2 separate regions of the Mus musculus genome follow, and region 1 is linked to region 2. The links are chromatin loops, found by intact Hi-C in ENCODE. Cell type or tissue: left cerebral cortex. All regions are shown on one strand. Links, peaks and the distances in the headings refer to the core of each region. The heading gives the core; the rest is flanking DNA. Region 1 has its middle 68 kb from the start of Gm13375. Region 2 has its middle 110 kb from the start of Enkur.

Region 1 (8,339 bases), core at 294-8,293, 55 kb after region 2:
GTATCTTAGGGTTTCTATTGCTGTGAAGAAACATCATGACCATGGCAACTCTTATAAAAGAAAAAAATTTAATTGGGGCTGACTTAAAGTTTAGAGATTTAGTCAATTATCATCATGGTGGGAAACATGATGTCATGCAGACAGTATTAGAGAGGTAGCTGAGAGTTCTACATCTGGATCAACAGACAGCAGGAAGAGAGAATGACACTGGGCCTGGCTTGAGCATCTGAAACCTCAAAGCCCACCCACAGGACACACTTCCTCCATAAGGGCCACACCTACTCCAACAAGGTCACAGCTCCTACTAGTGCCACTCCCTATGGGTCTGTGGCAGCCATTTTCTTCTCTTTTCTTTTTAAAAAAAATATATATTTGTTTGTTTGTTTGTTTGTTTATGTGAGTACACTGTAGCTGTGCAGATGGTTGTGAGCCTTCACGTGGTTGGGAACTGAATTTTAGGACCTCTGCTCACTCTGGTCAACCCTGCTAGCTCAGTCCCTGTTCGCTCTAGCCCAAAGATTTATTTATTATTATTATAAGTACACTGTAGCTGACTTCAGACACACCAGAGGGGATCTCATTACAGGTGGTTGTGAGCCACCATGTGGTTGCTAGGATTTGAACTCAGGACTTTCAGAAGAGCAGTCAGTGCTCTTACCCATTGAACTGTCTCACCAGCCTGGCCATTTTCATTTAAACCACCACAACTAGGAAATGAAAGCCAAAGATACTCTTTTCTCCACAACTTGCTTTTTGGTCATGATGTTTCATCATATCAATAGCAACCCTAACTAAGACACTTTGTAGTAAATGTCTCTAGACTGAGGCCTTAAATCAACAATGGGTGTTTATTTAGCATGTCTTGTGTCTGGGAGAGGGGTAGTGTGGCTGCCTCTCTTCTGTGAGGTCTGATGCTTCAGACGGAAAACCTAAAGTTTGAGAGCTTCAGCCACATGGCATCAAACTGTCCAGCAGAGCAACCATTAACTGTGTGTGATTGAGTGAATGCTAAATAAAAGTAGCAGTGCACTTTCTCATTCATGCTAGCTGAGCTACTCCTGCCCTGTAACCTGCGGTGGCTGGTGATACCACAGTGGGCAGGGAGACATGGGACTCTTCTCTTCTCATAGGAAGTCACATTAGAAACCCTGACCTGAAAGGTTGTGTTTTACTGTTAGCAATCAGCTGGAGTCTTAGCTGGGGCTATCTCCCATCTTCCCCTTCCACAAGGCTCCATCTTCCTCAAAACATGGCGGCTGAGTTCTAAAGCCAAAGGGCAGGGCCTACAGTGCATTTTATATGGCAGACTCACTTCTACCACATTTTTTTTTTTTTTGTAGTTCATAGTTACTAAAGTAGGAAGCAGTCAATCACAACTTGATAGAAGAATGGTAACATCATATCATAAATTCAAGAGGGATGAGTATATGTTACCTTCAGAAAATTCATCCCCCTCAGAAAAGGTGTGTCCTATGCATTTCTTAAAATAAGATCAGTGAAGAAATTGATTATTTAATGGTTATAATATGTGAATAAAAACATATCTACATATGTATATTCTTTGTGAGTTTATTTGTGTGTAAAATGTGTGTGTATAAAATCTGTGTGTGCATGAATTTGTGTGTGAATGCAGACACCTGTATGTAGGAGTCAGCACAACTTTGGAAACCAGTCTTCAACTCCCACCTTGTTTCAAGGGTTTGTTTCTCTCACAGTTCCATGTAACAATTCATCATCAAAAGCAGCAAGGGCAGAACCTCACCCAGGACAGGACCTGGAGGCAGGATCCTATACAGAGACCAGGGAGGAATGCTGCTTAACCCGCTTTGCCCTAGCCTGCTTTCTTACAGCACCCAGGACCACCAACCCAGGGCTGGCACCACCTATAATGGCCTGGGTTCTCCCCCATCCATCACTATTTAAGAAAATGCTCTTCAGGCTTGCCAATAGCCAGATTTTATGGAGGTTTTCTTAATTAAAGTTCCCTCCTCTCCGATGACTTTAGCTTATGCCAAATTAACATAAAACTACTCAGCACAGTGATTATATGTAAAATATGTAAATATGAGATTTGCATCAAAGAATGGGAAATAAATCCAACGGAAATTCAAGGGCTTCACAGTAAAATTTCTAGGCAATGTGAGGCATGCAGAGATATCCTTTCTAATGAAGAATAAGTTGTCTCACCTCCCCTTCTCACCACCAGGAAGGAAGCACAACGGCTAGTGGGCCTCTTTGGATCATGGGTGGAGCACGTTCCTCATCCTGGTGTTTTCCTCCAGCCATATGCCAAATGACTCTGAAAGCTACTAGTTTTTAGCGGAACGTGGAATAGAAGGCTCTATTACAGGTCCAGGCAACTGTGGAGGCTTCCATACAATCCAGCAGGCCCTGTGGCTCATGGAAGGTGCGGACGCTGCTTGGAACCTTTGGCAGGGCCTTGTACGTGAATCACAGAGACTCATGACTCTGCTGTCATTTACAGACAACTGCTCTTCCTTTAAAAGGTAGCCTTAGTGGAACCTGAACATTTGACATTGAGCCACCAAGTTACCATGAGCTTAGACACCTTTCTTTCTAATATGTTGCATTTCTGAATTATATCTCCACCTCTTTCCCATGTGGACCAGACTGCAGCTGCACTTTTTGAAAACTGTAAGTCTAGATCTCCTGATGTCCTTTCAACTATCGTAAACTATCAAGGTTTTTGAATGGACAAAGGTCAAAGGCAGTTTTTTCTTATTTTTAAAATATGCATGGAGATATCCACTGTGGTAATTAACCTAGTTCGTCAAACTTGGATGAAGTTAGGACTTCCTAGGAGATAAAACCCTGGGCTTGTCTGTGAGGTGGTCTGTGAGAATGTGGATGACATAATTCCCTCCCCAAGGGCCCTGGGCTGAATGTGAAGAAGGAAGCAAGCCAAGTAGAACATTTGTGGCTCTTGACTTCCTGGATGTGTAGGAAAGGTGACTGGCCAGCTGCCTCACACTCCCGTCATCTGTCTTCCCCACCTGGACAGAAATAAACTCTGATACCTATACACGCATAAAATACAATCAAAATGCCTTCCAGGGTATTAGATCTGGATTGGGCCTGATTTAGTTGTTTGTTTGTTGATTACACAGTGTTTACAGAGTTCTCCTTCACTAACCCAGCATTTGCTTTCAATATCATGTGCATTTATAACGCAGAATTCTTCAATCGTTTGGTACAGAATCGACTTGTCACTTAGGAGTTGCTCATCACGCAAATCACAGCGTGCTTCAGCTAATTCTGCTAAGCCCTGCTCAGAGGCCTCTGTTCTCTATGACTCATGAGCTTTTTAAAACACTTCAGTTCAACAACATCTGGTCGCTTATATAAGGAGAGAGAGGAGAGAGAGTGTTCTTTACAATCAGTGGTTTTTCTGGACAGCGCCTCTGCACTTGGCAGCCTTCCGTTTCCCTCTGAGTGGCTGCTCTCTTTGTGTACTCAAGAGATTTTCATTCTCCCAGTAAGGATGAACACATGCAGAAACTTGGTCAAATTTTGCACATAAACTTTTGCAGTGATCGGTTCCTGAATCTGTGATATTAATCTGCTCAGAGTTGATCTGATCTTAAGAAAAATGAAAACCAGAGATAATTGGACATTGAATTCAAAGACATAAAATTCTTGTGTCTTACATGTCAGTGGGGAATGCAGTGTCCTTTTTGTTGGCTTTGGTTGGGTTGTGTTCTTGGGACAGAATCTCACACTGTAGCTCAGGCTGGCTTCAGATTTATAACCATACTTCTGCCTCAGTCTCCTAGGAGCTGGGATTACAGTTTATATACCTGATTTAGAATCCTATTTCTTATAGAGAAATTTCTATTAAGAGATCTTTGTGGTCTCTGATAACTACTATAAAAAGATAAGATTTATGTTTTCCAAAATGCATCTCTAGGTAAACTGCTCTGCCTACATGTGTTTCTCACCCTTTCTGTCTCACAGTTCTGCAGACAGGAATAAAATATGCATAATATTCATGCTGATGGAGGGTCCTAATAACCTTCTGGGTTGTCTTACATTCGTGGTTTAGTCTCGGCTCTCTTTATTCTTTGCAATAGCAACAGGGAGAGCAAGCTTGCTGCTGGGAAGGAATACATTTGTAAATGTAAACCTTTCTACCATTATTACTCCAGGCAGAAGAGAAAGAGCACCAAGTGCAGCCACCATTCCCCACAAGTTTTCATTTGCATATTCAGGGGGTAGAGATGGGTACACGGGGAAGCCCAGGAGTTAAAAAAAAATTGGTAATGAACCTGGTTTAACAATGGAGTGATAATTGGTTCAAGGTACTTAAAAAGATCAAAATGACTTTGTAATATGACGATGTTAACATCCTATTAAGGATGTTCATAAGTTAGTACTGTTATAAATCATATGTTCCACAAAAAGTACTTTAAAATTATCTTTCCATGGAACTAGTCTGGCTTACTAATAAATGGATGGGCCAAACATGGTGGTTTAGAAGTCTTTGATCAATATCCTGTTTCTATATCCTTTGTAGTATTTATTTCAGCGTACTTCATTAAATACTAACCACTGTCAACAAGTCCAAAAAGGAAAGTGATCTTGTTTAAAATAATTTGTTTGGTTTTGAAGGAAGCGGGCAAACACACTGAAGATGTTGCCAACATTCTTTGAGGTCTTGGCATAGTTTGACGTGTCAGTGATTCCAGAAAGTGTCTTGAGCACCTCTCCTCCAGGCAAGATCTAAGTTGTGCTCATTCTTCCCTGGGCAACACAGTACCTCAGCTTAAGAAATTACCATTTCCTAGAACACCCATATTCATAGCAGCAAATGTTCTAAGAAATACAAACAACCCAATCACCTGTCAAGGGCATCGATGGATGAATAAGTAAACAAAATATAGGATTCATATACATATGCATATTCAACAACAAGAGATGGGGATGTTGCTCCATTGGCTGACTGTTTGCCCAGCATGCATGAGGCCCTGAGTTTGGTTCCCCAGTAACTCATAAATGGGAAATGATGGCACACACCAGTAATTCTGGCACAAGGGGTGGAGAAAGGAAGATTAGACATTCAAGTTGTTCTTGGCTACATAGGGAGTGTGAGAACAGCCTGAAAGGGCAGTGGGGGAGACTGTTGCAGGCTGCAACATAAATTAACCATGAAGAAAATAAACCAAATGAAAGAAGCTATTCACAGAAAATACAAATATTATGTGATTCTGCTCCTACAAGGCATCTAAATGTCTATGAGATATAAGCAAAGCCATAGAAAACAGAGAGAATGGTTATTTGTCAGAGACTGGCTGTTTATTGGCTATGGAGTTTCATTTCTGCCAATAAAAAAATTCTAGAATTCTGGTTGTACACTGTATACACTGAAAATGCTTAAGATGATAAATTTTGGTATGTGTTTGCTATCAGGATTATAAATAAATATTTCCTCAGAAAGGATTTTAACCCCTTAAGTTTATTTTGCTTTACATTTCTCCACAGCGGTGAGAAATGACTGGAAACCTCTTGGCTCAGGGCAACCGAAAAAACCCACATATGACCCTCTTCTTCCACTGCTGGATTTCATCAAGATCAAACAATTCTCCCTGTCTAGGTGTGATGGGATTTTTATAAATTCCCAGTTTTCGGGCAGGAGCAGCGTGTTTCTTTAAAAATCCATTGAAAACAGCAACTAGTGCATGTCCTCCCTCATCTGGAGAAGTATGTCTTCTTGGTTTTCAAAAAAGGGGAGGGGAAGCCCACCTGTAAAGTGAAACTAGGAAGAGCGAGCGTCCTGGGGAGGGGAGCGCAGCTTCCCTGCTCTTCCCTCCTGCGCTGGCATCCATCGCTGCTGTGTGGGTGTTTAAGGCAGAGTCCAAGTGAGAGTGAGTAAGATCTGTTCTAGACGATCCCAAAAGCAGCACCGAAGAAGCTGGCTCTTAGCTCAGTAGCTAGTCTGCAGCTTCTGATCGCAGCCTCCAGGCAGAAGGAGCCCCCTCTGGGCTGGGGTCTACATGAAGAGGGGAGGCCAGAGGACTGAACCTTCTCTACCCACAACATTGCTTCCCTAGGCAGCCAGCTACGCCTTCCTGCCCCTCTTCCACCTCCTCTCTGCTTCCTGCTTCCCACCCCCTTCTTCCTCTTATCTTCCTCCCCCTACGTCGTTCTTCTGCTCCTCTTCCCCCTTTCCTCTTCTTTGCCTTTTGTGTCAGAAGCCGAACCTGAGGCCTCCACATGCTACCGCAGGTGCTACGTCTGAGCTACATACGCTCCAGCCTGTTTCATTTTTGTAATAAAGGAGTTAGGCTTCTTCATTTCCAAAATATATTAAGTAATTCGTTGTGTAGTGTTCCTAGGTTCTTGAATGTATGTAAGCCTCCCAAAGTTTAAAACTAAGATGTTTTACAAAAAATACAGATCTTTCCTCTGAATTTTTTCCTGTTTGTTTGTATTACTTTATAGCTACTAGACACTAGTCTTTTTCAGTTAGAATAATTCTTTAATATAGAGACCCTTAAGGCTGGTGAGGACCTCAAGATCAAATTGAATTGGATTCATCATCTTGACAACCAACTAAATACTAGCTATGTAAGAGGCCAAAAGTACATAGATTTTCTTTAAAACGAACTATCCAACAATTGTTCAACTATGTTATTTCCCAAAGCACATAGGAAGATGCATATAAGCATGTTCACAAGGTATCTACTCCATTCTATTACTCTGTGCTCAACCCTAGTCCAGGATTTGAGTTCCCACCCAGGTCCCTGCAGAGCAAAACACAAGGTTTCTTATTGGCTTGATGAATTTGGGTGGCCCACAGGTTGAGTGAAGTCCTGGCTGCTGCGCACTTTGTCCCACTTTGTCTTGGTACCACAGACACTTCTGTGTGCTTGCCTGACTTCTGGACACACGCTTGGCCCATCTCCAGAGGCTCCATGGCTTTTTAGGAATCCCAGCCTTCCCCTGGCTTTGCTCCTGCCTCCACATTAACTGTTGTGATGGTGTGAGTGATCCCTTCTGCTTTGTATACCTCGCCCTGCTCATCCCTCTCCCACACCATTTCCTCCCAGCCCAGCAACCTCAGCAGTACTCTAAGTGCACACTCACTTTCTAACCAGCACAAACTGACCATATCTCCCTTCAGCGCCACTCCCTGGCTCAGCCTCTATGTTATTAATGCATCATTTTGCCTCTCAAAAAGTCCTACTTACAGTGAAAAAAACAAAATCAACCCCTTTCTCCATTAAAAGATTCCCCACTGTTTTCTGGCATAGGAGGTGGAGTTAGGGCACAGGCTTCAGAAACAAGCAGGCTTGTGCTTGAGTCTAGGTTTTTCACTGACTAACCAATGGTCTAACCTACCGGGCTTCAAATAAATGGAGTTAATTCCTACTTCTGTGTTGGTGTAGGATTAAATGAGATAATAGATGTGAACTCCTTGCTAGTTAGTATTAATCAAGGATATTACATACAATATACAAATATATGGTGATGTGTAAATACTTCATTCTAGCATTTTCCTTCATTAACTCTGAGTATTCTTTTTATCTCAGTGATGTGTTTCACAAAAATCTTTTTCAACAACTGACAAGCATTTCTATGGAAGGTGCTACAGTTTGGTTTTGAAACGTCTTCCAAAGGCTCATGTACTGAAGGTATGTTTCTTGGGTTGATGCTAATAGAAGATTCTGGAAACTTGTAATGAGACATGTAGTGAGAATTGTTGAATTTTGGTTTCTTTTCAAAACACAGAAATAGCATAAGAATATGTTTTCATTTTAAGCCTGAGTGTGGGGCTGTGGGGCTGCTTTGGGTTGTCTGCAGCAGCTGACTATGATTTGCCTCAGGCTCTAGCAGGGGCATGATTTTGCCAGCTGCAGATAGCTTCTGCAATTGTTTGATGTTTGTAATTCTGGGAACTTTTCAGAGGGTATATAGATGCCAGGGCCCCAAGAGGTAGGTTGTTGATTGGTTGTTTGTTGATTGTTGGTGGTAGCAGTTTGTTAAGTAGTCATGCATAAAGAAGAAATGAGAAGAGGAGGAAATTAGATAACCTGATGACAAAGACCAAACTTGCCCCAAGGAACTGTAATGCCTGTACTCAGCAGGAAGTAGTCTGACAATAGCATTGCCCCCTTTCCATGACTTTATTCAGGGATCTCTTTCCTTTCCTCTCTATCATTTTATCTCTCTTATCTAATGTTAGGGGGTTTAATGGGTGGGAAAAGAGTAGAGAAGGATGGAAGAAAGAAGAGCCCACAAAGTAGCCAAAGACTGGCTACAGGGACCTTTGAGAGGTTTTGGATAATTGGGCCTTCCAGGAAACTGTGAGACTCTTCTCC
Region 2 (8,339 bases), core at 22-8,021:
AAAAGTACATGTTTGTGTAATGAGACAACTTTTGAGGTAAGTCTTCCTCTCTCCCTTCCTTCCCCACCCTTTTAATTTCTTCATGTTTGAAGTATACAAAATGACAATAGCCATCTATGATATCATCTTAAGTTTGGGCTACATGTCCCATTTTTCATTCTGATATTGTCACATTTCAATTATCTATTCACCTTGATTGTTTGCATTTGAGGACACTGACTAGCCTATTATTTGAACATTAAGCCTATTTCTTTTGAAGCTAAGATCACTTTGCCATTCTATGAGTGTGATGGAGACTTGCTTCTCAAGATATTGAGTGAGGGATGCTCAATGCTCACACCATGGCTTTGCCTGGGCTTCTGCTGCCTTTGAATCAGGTGCTAACGCAAGCCTACAGAGGCATGGACTACCTTCAAAGAAGGCATCGTAGTCTCCATGCTGTTGGCTTTCATCAGAAGTCTAGGCTGGCAGGGGCACCCATGGCTGGTCAACTGTTTTCAGGTACATTATATCTCATCCACTTGCAAGTCTCCTCTCTGCCTCCAATCTATTTTCTTCAAATCCTATTTTATTTGCTTCTAAGAAACCAAATTCATCTGCTGTTTCTTCTTTATCACTATAAACCAGATGCAATAAGCAGGCAGATCACCATGCTGGGAACAATGGCTTGTGTTGTTGCAGTCCTGAAAAGTCCCAGAGGCTGAAGCAACAGCCCCAATAGATAGGGCTAGGGGCTGGACAGTGTTTCTGGTAAATATTTTTGGATGTATAAATAATCAATGTACACTGACAGATACATGAGTCCTGCCATTCATCTGTCTGTCATCCGTGTATTTAGCAAACATCTGACTGATCAAGGCAGTAAGCAATAGTGATTGCATTGCTAAGACTCATAGGAATTCATTGACTTCTTACAATTCAAGCACAGTATGGATGATTTACAAGGCCTTTCCTGTTTTCTTAGAATAGTATGAAATAATCAATAACTATTAATTCCTTTAAGTGGTTGAATTAATAGATGGCTGGCTGGACATGTTTGGTAGGAGGAAAAGAGAAAACTCCCTGGCTCTGGCTGAAGCATCTGATATCAAATGAGCCTTTACTGAGATCAGAAACACAGGAGAAACACTCAGTCAGGAAAAACAGATGGGTTTGTACAGCTTTGAAGAACCCTGTGGATGCTCATGTGAAGATTTGTTGTAGGTGTTTAGAAGGAACATCCTCGGTACTGTAGAGATACCCTAGTAAAAGATGAAAATAAACACACTCACCAGCATACAGGGAGAAATTGATACTATGGACCAGAGTGGCTAAAGAAAGGAACTGACTGGCGTGTTACACAAGATATTAGATATTGTCCACATATAGGCTGAAGAGTGCTCCACTGGAGAAAGGACACAGTAAGGACACACTTCTCTGTAAGCCATCGTTTGGGTGTCTATAGATACCTCCAGAGTCATTGAAAGCCTCTAGAAGTTTAGGTGTGTCCTTAGGATGTATCCAGGTAAGAAGGTTAGGTGAGGCAAAGGGAGGTAGAGAAGGAAAGAGATGAGATAGTTTAGCAGGTAACAGCGCTTGCCACTCTGGCCTGGCAACTTGAGGACCATCCCCAGAACCATATAGGTAGAGTGGGGCCACAAAGTGGGGCCTCGGTAGAAGCACATATAGTGGTGACACATGTGCACAAGCACAACAATAAAGAATAAATAATTTTTTTAAAAAAGGATGATCTAAAAAATGCTGTAGCTACAGAGCTGTGAGCCTGACGTGTCCCAGCCTTTTACACAGCTGGCCAGAGTGCCTCCCTAATATGCTTTGGCATGCCTGCCTCAGAACCTGCAGGGAGCTCTTTGGTGCACATGATCTTGATGGAATGGCACAGTTGGCTTACAGACATCTGAAGAGAGATACCACAAAGAAGATACACGATATACAACTTGTCTCAGAAGTGGGTACTTCCCAGGACTGGAGTAGAGCTAGGTTGTAGAGCATTTACCTACGGTGAAGGTGGCCCTGGGTTCCATCTGGTGCTGAAGAAATGTGGCTACTTTTCACAACAACATCAGCTTTTGTCAACTTTAGGAATCCTGAAGAAAATCTTAGTTTTGCAAATATGTATACGGAAAGAGATTGATTTCATTGTGAGCACAGAGCTCACTCACAATGCTGAGGTAATTCCCTTGGTTATCAAGCTGAGGAAATTCTATTAATTTTAAGAATTTAATAGTTCAGTTTGTAATTTTTAAAAGGCTAAAACTGTCAGCTGACAGAATAGGACAAGGCTACAAAGAATAAAATAGTTCAGTTTTCTCAACAGCCTCCTCTGGCAGGGCTGGGGGTTTCACAGAGCACCATACTACTGAACAAGCTTAGAATAGAAAGATAAACCAGGGAGCAGTGTGTCAGCCCAGACCATGATTGGCCCGATGCTGGCATTCATCTAACATTCTCTATAAACACTGTAGTGTGGCTGCATCTGAGTACTCACTATTTGAGCACTGGAATTGTGCTTGTTTGCATGGCTGATAAACTTTGTATTAACTTGTAACACACAGAAAAGAGCACTGATAATAAACATGCCCTGCAGTGACTATTCAACTAAGTAAATAGGCCTGTGTGTCATCACATAAATAGAGGCTGGGGGTGTGGCACATGCCTGTAACCCCGGCATTCAAGAAGCTAAAGTTGAGGCGGGCGTGGTGACACATCGCATGCCTTTAATCCCAGCACTCAGGAGGCAGAGGCAGGTGGATTTCTGAGTTTGAGGTCAGCCTGGTCTACAAAGTGAGTTCCAGGACAGCCAGGGCTATACAGAGAAACCCTGTCTCAAAATACCAAAAACAAACAAACAAACAAAAAAGAAGATAAAGTTTAAGGGTGGCAGATTCAAATTCAGCCTGAGCGACATAGCAACTTTGAGGCCAGCAGAAGCTATATAGTGATACTGTGTCTCAGAGACGGAGGGAGGCAAGAAAGAGAGGGAGGGAGGGAGGGAGGACAGGAGTTACCAATTATCTGCTGTGTTGTTCTTCAACTTAAAAGGGATACTCAATAATTTAGTAAGAATGAAATCCACTTTATCCTTAAAAATCTCTAGACTTTGTAACTCTACTATATGAGAGGATCTGTGCTGAGTAGCCAATCCCACCTGTTAGAGTCATCTTTAAATCGCCAGTTGTTTGTTGAAAGAATAAAGGAATGAACAGCTAAGCCAGCATTCACGTCCAAGTACCAAGGCAATGAAGGAGAAAGAGTGCACACTGCTCATGTTAGAAGAACCTTCACTTCCTTTAACTCACTGGGCATGATTCCTGTGACCTTGCCACAGGGTGTTAGCAATGTTCCTAGCCCAGGTGTCATTTTTGTTTGGTCCAAGTGTGAAAAAAAGGTAAAGATGAACTTCCCATGGAACACCCAGGTGAAAGCTCCCTTCCCCAAGATACAGTTTGCACAGGGTAGGAATTTATGCTTCCAGATTCTGGCCAGGATTCTGATGTCACAGACAATTAAATATAGCTTGTCAAAGGTGAAGACTCACAACTATTCTTCTCTGAGGTTCTGACAACACACACACTTTTTAAAAAAGTCCAGCTGCAATTCAAGGTGCAGTCTGCGGCCATAGAGCAGATCAAAATAACCCCAGGGCCCCACAACAGTCAACTGTTGGCATCATTCCATGGCCTGAGGAGCTGGCCAATCAAACCAGGAAGGGATTAATGCCTAACTAGAATGTGAATTGTTGCTTTCCAATAGAGCAATTTAAAGATTAAGGGGGAAAAACTCCTGGGCAGTCTGGTCCCACTGCCATGCAGTTCCACTGGCAGCTTTGATGAATAACTATCGCTTCAGCCACTGGCTCTCTTCTCTCACCTCTGGGCAGTAGTTTTTGTTGCCAGTGGCAGAGCCAGCTGTGAGGAGGGACTGGATTGGTGCAGAGCCCTCTGCTCTGCTTCCAGTCTCTGCTAACAGCTACCTGCTTCACAGCTAATTGTGCAGACATGTCAGGGAGATCCCTGATGGAATTCCCAGCCCCTGGCCCTTGCAGGTAAGACTTGTCAGGACTCTGCCTCGAAGCCATCTGTTGGGGAAGTAGGTGGTTATCCATCCACCATCTGTTGTGGAGGTGGGAGTCCATCCACACTCAGAAAGAAAGCTCACTGGGCATGCAGATGAACTGGATGCTACGACAGCAGATACTGCCAGAAAATAGGACAAATGGAATTTTAGAAAAGAAGTTGTTCTGCTTCTACTTAAAACAAGGACACATGGTGGATCATTGCACTGGGTCTTTCCTTTGAGAGGCATCCTTCTGTCCTTCTCCTTTTATCTCTGATTACAACACATACTTGCCTGCTGCTTCCCTTCCCTCCTCCAATTGCTGGCATGATGCCAATGGAGAGACACCCACTTCATTTGTTCCTTGCAATGTGCTGCCTTGCTTGTGGCCCATTCAATGACACCAAAAAAGGAAGCAAAGGTCTGGCATGGTCAGATGAGCAATAGAGGTTCTCTCTCTCTCTCTCTCTCTCTCTCTCTCTCTCTCTCTCTCTCTCCCTCCCTCCCTCCCTCTCTCCTCTTTCTTTCTTTCTTTCTTTCTTTCTTTCTTTCTTCCTTCCTTCCTTTCTTCCTTCCTTTCTTTCTTTCTTTCTTTCTTTCTTTCTTTCTTTCTTTCTTTCTAAGACAGGGTTTCTTAGTGCAGCCCTGACTGTCACTCTGTATGTAGACCAGGCCAGCCTCAAACTCACAGAGATCCACCTGACTCTGCCTCCCAAGTGCTGCGATTAAAGGTGTGTGCCACCACCACCTAAATAGAGGGATTTTTCATTGTGATCTTCTGTTATGTGCATTCATAAAGAAACCAAGATACAACTAATTCTCTGTAAAACTGTATGATGATGTCTAAGACATATGATTTAAAGAATTTTTAGAGAGTTAGACTTTTTTCCTAAACTACAAATTGATTTTTGACTCATAATTACTTTGTACTGTGATAACTTAAGGTTTGCTATTCACGTGGAAAGTCTCAAAGTTTAGCTTCAAACACTGTTAGAAAAAGTGTCCCAACAAAACACCCATGGAAGGAGTTACAGAGACAAAGTTTGGAGCTGTGACGAAAGAATGGACCATCTAGTGATTGCCATATCCAGGGATCCATCCCATAATCAGCTTCCAAACGCTGACACCATTGCATACACTAGCAAGATTTTGCTGAAAGGACCCAGATATAGCTGTCTCTTGTGAGACTATGCCAGGGCCTAGCAAACACGGAAGTGGATGCTCACAGTCAGCTATTGGATGGGTCACACGGCCCCCAATGGAGGAGCTAGAGAAAGTACCCAAGGAGCTAAAGGGAACTGCAGCCCTATAGGTGGAACAACATTATGAACTAACCAGTATTCCGGAGCTCTTGTCTCTAGCTGCATATGTATCAAAAGATGGCCTAGTCGGCCATCACTGGAAAGAGAGGCCCTTTGGACTTGCAAACTTTATATGCCCCAGTACAGGGGAACGCCAGGGCCAAAAAGGGGGAGTGGATGGGTAGGGGATGGGGGGGGGTATGAGGGACTTTTGGGATAGCATTGGAAATGTAAATGAGGAAAATACCTAATTAAAAAAAAGAGAGAAAAAATATTAATAAGAAAAACTGAAAAAAAAAAGTGTCCCAGACGTAATCTCCCCTTTTGGTGATGTGCCCAGGAAACAGGGTCATTGGTTTCCAAATACAGTTCATATATATAGAGAGAGATCTTATTTATATATAAAAAGTTCTACTTGAATCTTTGTCCCCTTAACTGTATTATCATTTTTGATTGTTTGTTTGCTTGCTTGCTTGCTTTTTAATTCTAAAACAAAACAGTATGATGGCACATGCCCATAACCTTCACACAGGGGAGACTGAGGCAGAAGCACTTGAGGTTCAAGGTCAGGCTTGCCTGACAATCAGGCTCTGTTGCCTTCCCTGGAAGAATCAGGGTAGCTGCCATTTGCCTGGGTCTGTGTTTTCTGGGCTCCAGAGGAATAGAAAGCAAGAGGCTAGCAGCTCTGAGCCCGGGGCTTGGTAGCTCATGCTTCATATAACCTCAAAACAATTGGAATTTTTGCATCTGAATTTTTCCATCATCAACCTTTGCAACTCTAAACCCTTCAAGGATCTTGAGTAGAAGTAAAGAAGAAATGTGGTGTTTGATTTAAGGACAGAGTAAGCTGGCAGAGAACAATGTCCTTTGGAATACATTTCTCTTTATTCTTTTCATATCCTTGTCAGATTTGTCCACAAGATAAAAGAACCCACAACACAGATCAACACATTTATGTAATATTACTTTAAAGCTTTGTGTGTGTGTCAGATTTCTCGCTTGTCCCCAGTATAGTTTCTCCCTCATTCAAATGAAAGAGCATTTCAGCAAAGATAAGCAACTATAATACAGTCTCTTAATCTGACATATAATGGAGAAAGGCTGCTTGCGTCTACAAGGACACTGGCATTCTGCCTATTAGTGGAGAGGCTAAAGTTTTCTCTCTTTTTTTTCAACTGTTTTGTTCTATTTTGTTTTGTTCTGTTTTGTTTTGTTTTTGTTTTGTTTTGTTTTGTTTTGTTTTGTTTGAGACAAAGTTACACCAACTTGCTGAGATTCAGAAATTATGACCTCCTGACTCAGCCTCTCATGTTCTGGGACTTTTTTAACATTTATTATCTTATATCTTATGGTATGGGTGTTTTGGCTTCATGTATGTCTGTCTGTGTACCAAGTCTGTGCTCTGTGTGCATACAGTGTCTGTGGAGGCCAGGGGAGGGCACTAGCTCCCCTGGAACTGGAGCAACAGATGGCTGCAAACCACCATGTGTGTGCCTAGAATCAAACCCTGTTACCCTGTGAGAGCACCCAATGCTTCCAACCACTGAACCATGTCTCCATCCCATGTTCTGGGATTTCAAGTATGGACGGACACATCTGGATTTTTTTTCATTGGTTTCCCAAATAAAATCAAGGTCCACTCGCAGCTCCCTGTGTCGCTAACATCAGAGTGGAGGTCTGTGAATTAAGAATACCCACAAAGACAACATTGCTGATCAATTCAGAATACTTCCAGCAACATGGTTGGGATTCCCTAACGGAACGTGAGGATTTGACTATTATGGTGACGTGTTTAAAATGACTGTGAGTCATCATAAGCATCTAGCTCAGTTGTCATGAAAATCTGAGTTTCAAAGACCCACACTGTGTAAAGTATGTGCTGCAAAGGAGCCATCTAGGGATAGCATTACGAGCCTATGTTCTGCTTGGTTAGAAATTCGTATATGCTAGGAACATCAGCTAGATTTTGAGATAGTGGGTAAATTGTTCCAGACGAGCAATTGCACGGAATTTGGTGAGGAACATGAAATCTTGTCAGGGCTGGCAACACATTTCATCTGATCTTTAACAAGCACAATAGCTAGAGATGGCGATTAACAACTGCAGGAGTGTGACCCCCTATTCAGAGCACTTCACCCAGGGCCTCGTTACTTGCAATAAAGTACGGCATGGTGAAGCTTATACCTCTCAGGAAGATCAGGTCCAAGAAAGCACCAGTAATCACTTTCCCCAACTGAAATTGTCACAGGCACAAGCTGGAGTTGCTTTCTGGATTCAGGCAGTTTCTCACTGGCCCCAAGTGTGCTAGGATAACCACTTTGGGGTCTCTCAACTCAAGGGTCAGCATGAGACCTAGAGTTCAGCAGTTGTTATAAGGATGGATGCTGTGTTAGCACTTCTTCGAATTAGTCTATTAAAGTACCTCAGTAGTCGGCTCACCGTTCACTAACAAAATACTGGAGGCTGGTATGTAAACAATAGAAAAGTATTTCCCTCTGGAAAGTACAGAACTAAGGCATGGTTGGGTTCTGGTGACAGTCCTGTTGATTCAGATGGGTGATTTCTCTTTGGTTCTCTCTCTCTCTCTCTCTCTCTCTCTCTCTCTCTCTCTCTCTCTCTCCCTCTCTCTCTCTCTCTCTGGTTTGTCAAGACAGGGTTTCTCTGTATAGCCCTGGCTGTCCTGGAACTCACTCTGTAGACCAGACTGGCCTCAAACTCAGAAATCTGCCTACCTCTGCCACCCAAGTGCTGGGATTAAAGGTGTGTGCCACCATGCCTGGCTCTTTGGTTCTTTTAAGGGCACTAATGTCATGGCAAAATTACTTTCCAGTGAGCCTAAATGCTTATAGCACTAGGAAATCCTAACATAAGGGTTTAGAATTTTAGCATACGAACTTGGGGGACAAAAGTACTCAGTTTGTAACAATGTGTGTTTTGGACCACTGTCTTCCAGCATAGTATGGCCATTACCATCTTACTAAG

The links. Hi-C counts contacts between places; a loop is a spot of excess contacts. Peaks named below come from ENCODE experiments on the same cell type or tissue, not always from the same donor. Only the 100,000 strongest peaks of a DNase experiment are listed, where the experiment ranks them.
Region 1: a loop joins it to region 2, with 8 times the contacts of the local background. A loop is called at or near these places in 2 of 42 quality-filtered maps.

Annotation. Positions count from the first base shown.
Region 1 is chr2:21,032,392-21,040,730 of GRCm38, reverse strand. No RefSeq gene overlaps it. Among named protein-coding and RNA genes, the nearest start is that of Gm13375, 68 kb to the right of the region's middle. In left cerebral cortex, for the core only: no CTCF peak of the experiment used is centred there; DNase peaks (open chromatin) are centred at 3,003, 3,387, 5,074, 5,874 and 1 more place; H3K4me3 peaks cover 718 bases; H3K27ac peaks cover 3,678 bases.
Region 2 is chr2:21,087,224-21,095,562 of GRCm38, reverse strand. It overlaps the pseudogene Gm13377. Among named protein-coding and RNA genes, the nearest start is that of Enkur, 110 kb to the left of the region's middle. In left cerebral cortex, for the core only: no CTCF peak of the experiment used is centred there; DNase peaks (open chromatin) are centred at 1,188 and 4,224; H3K27ac peaks cover 331 bases.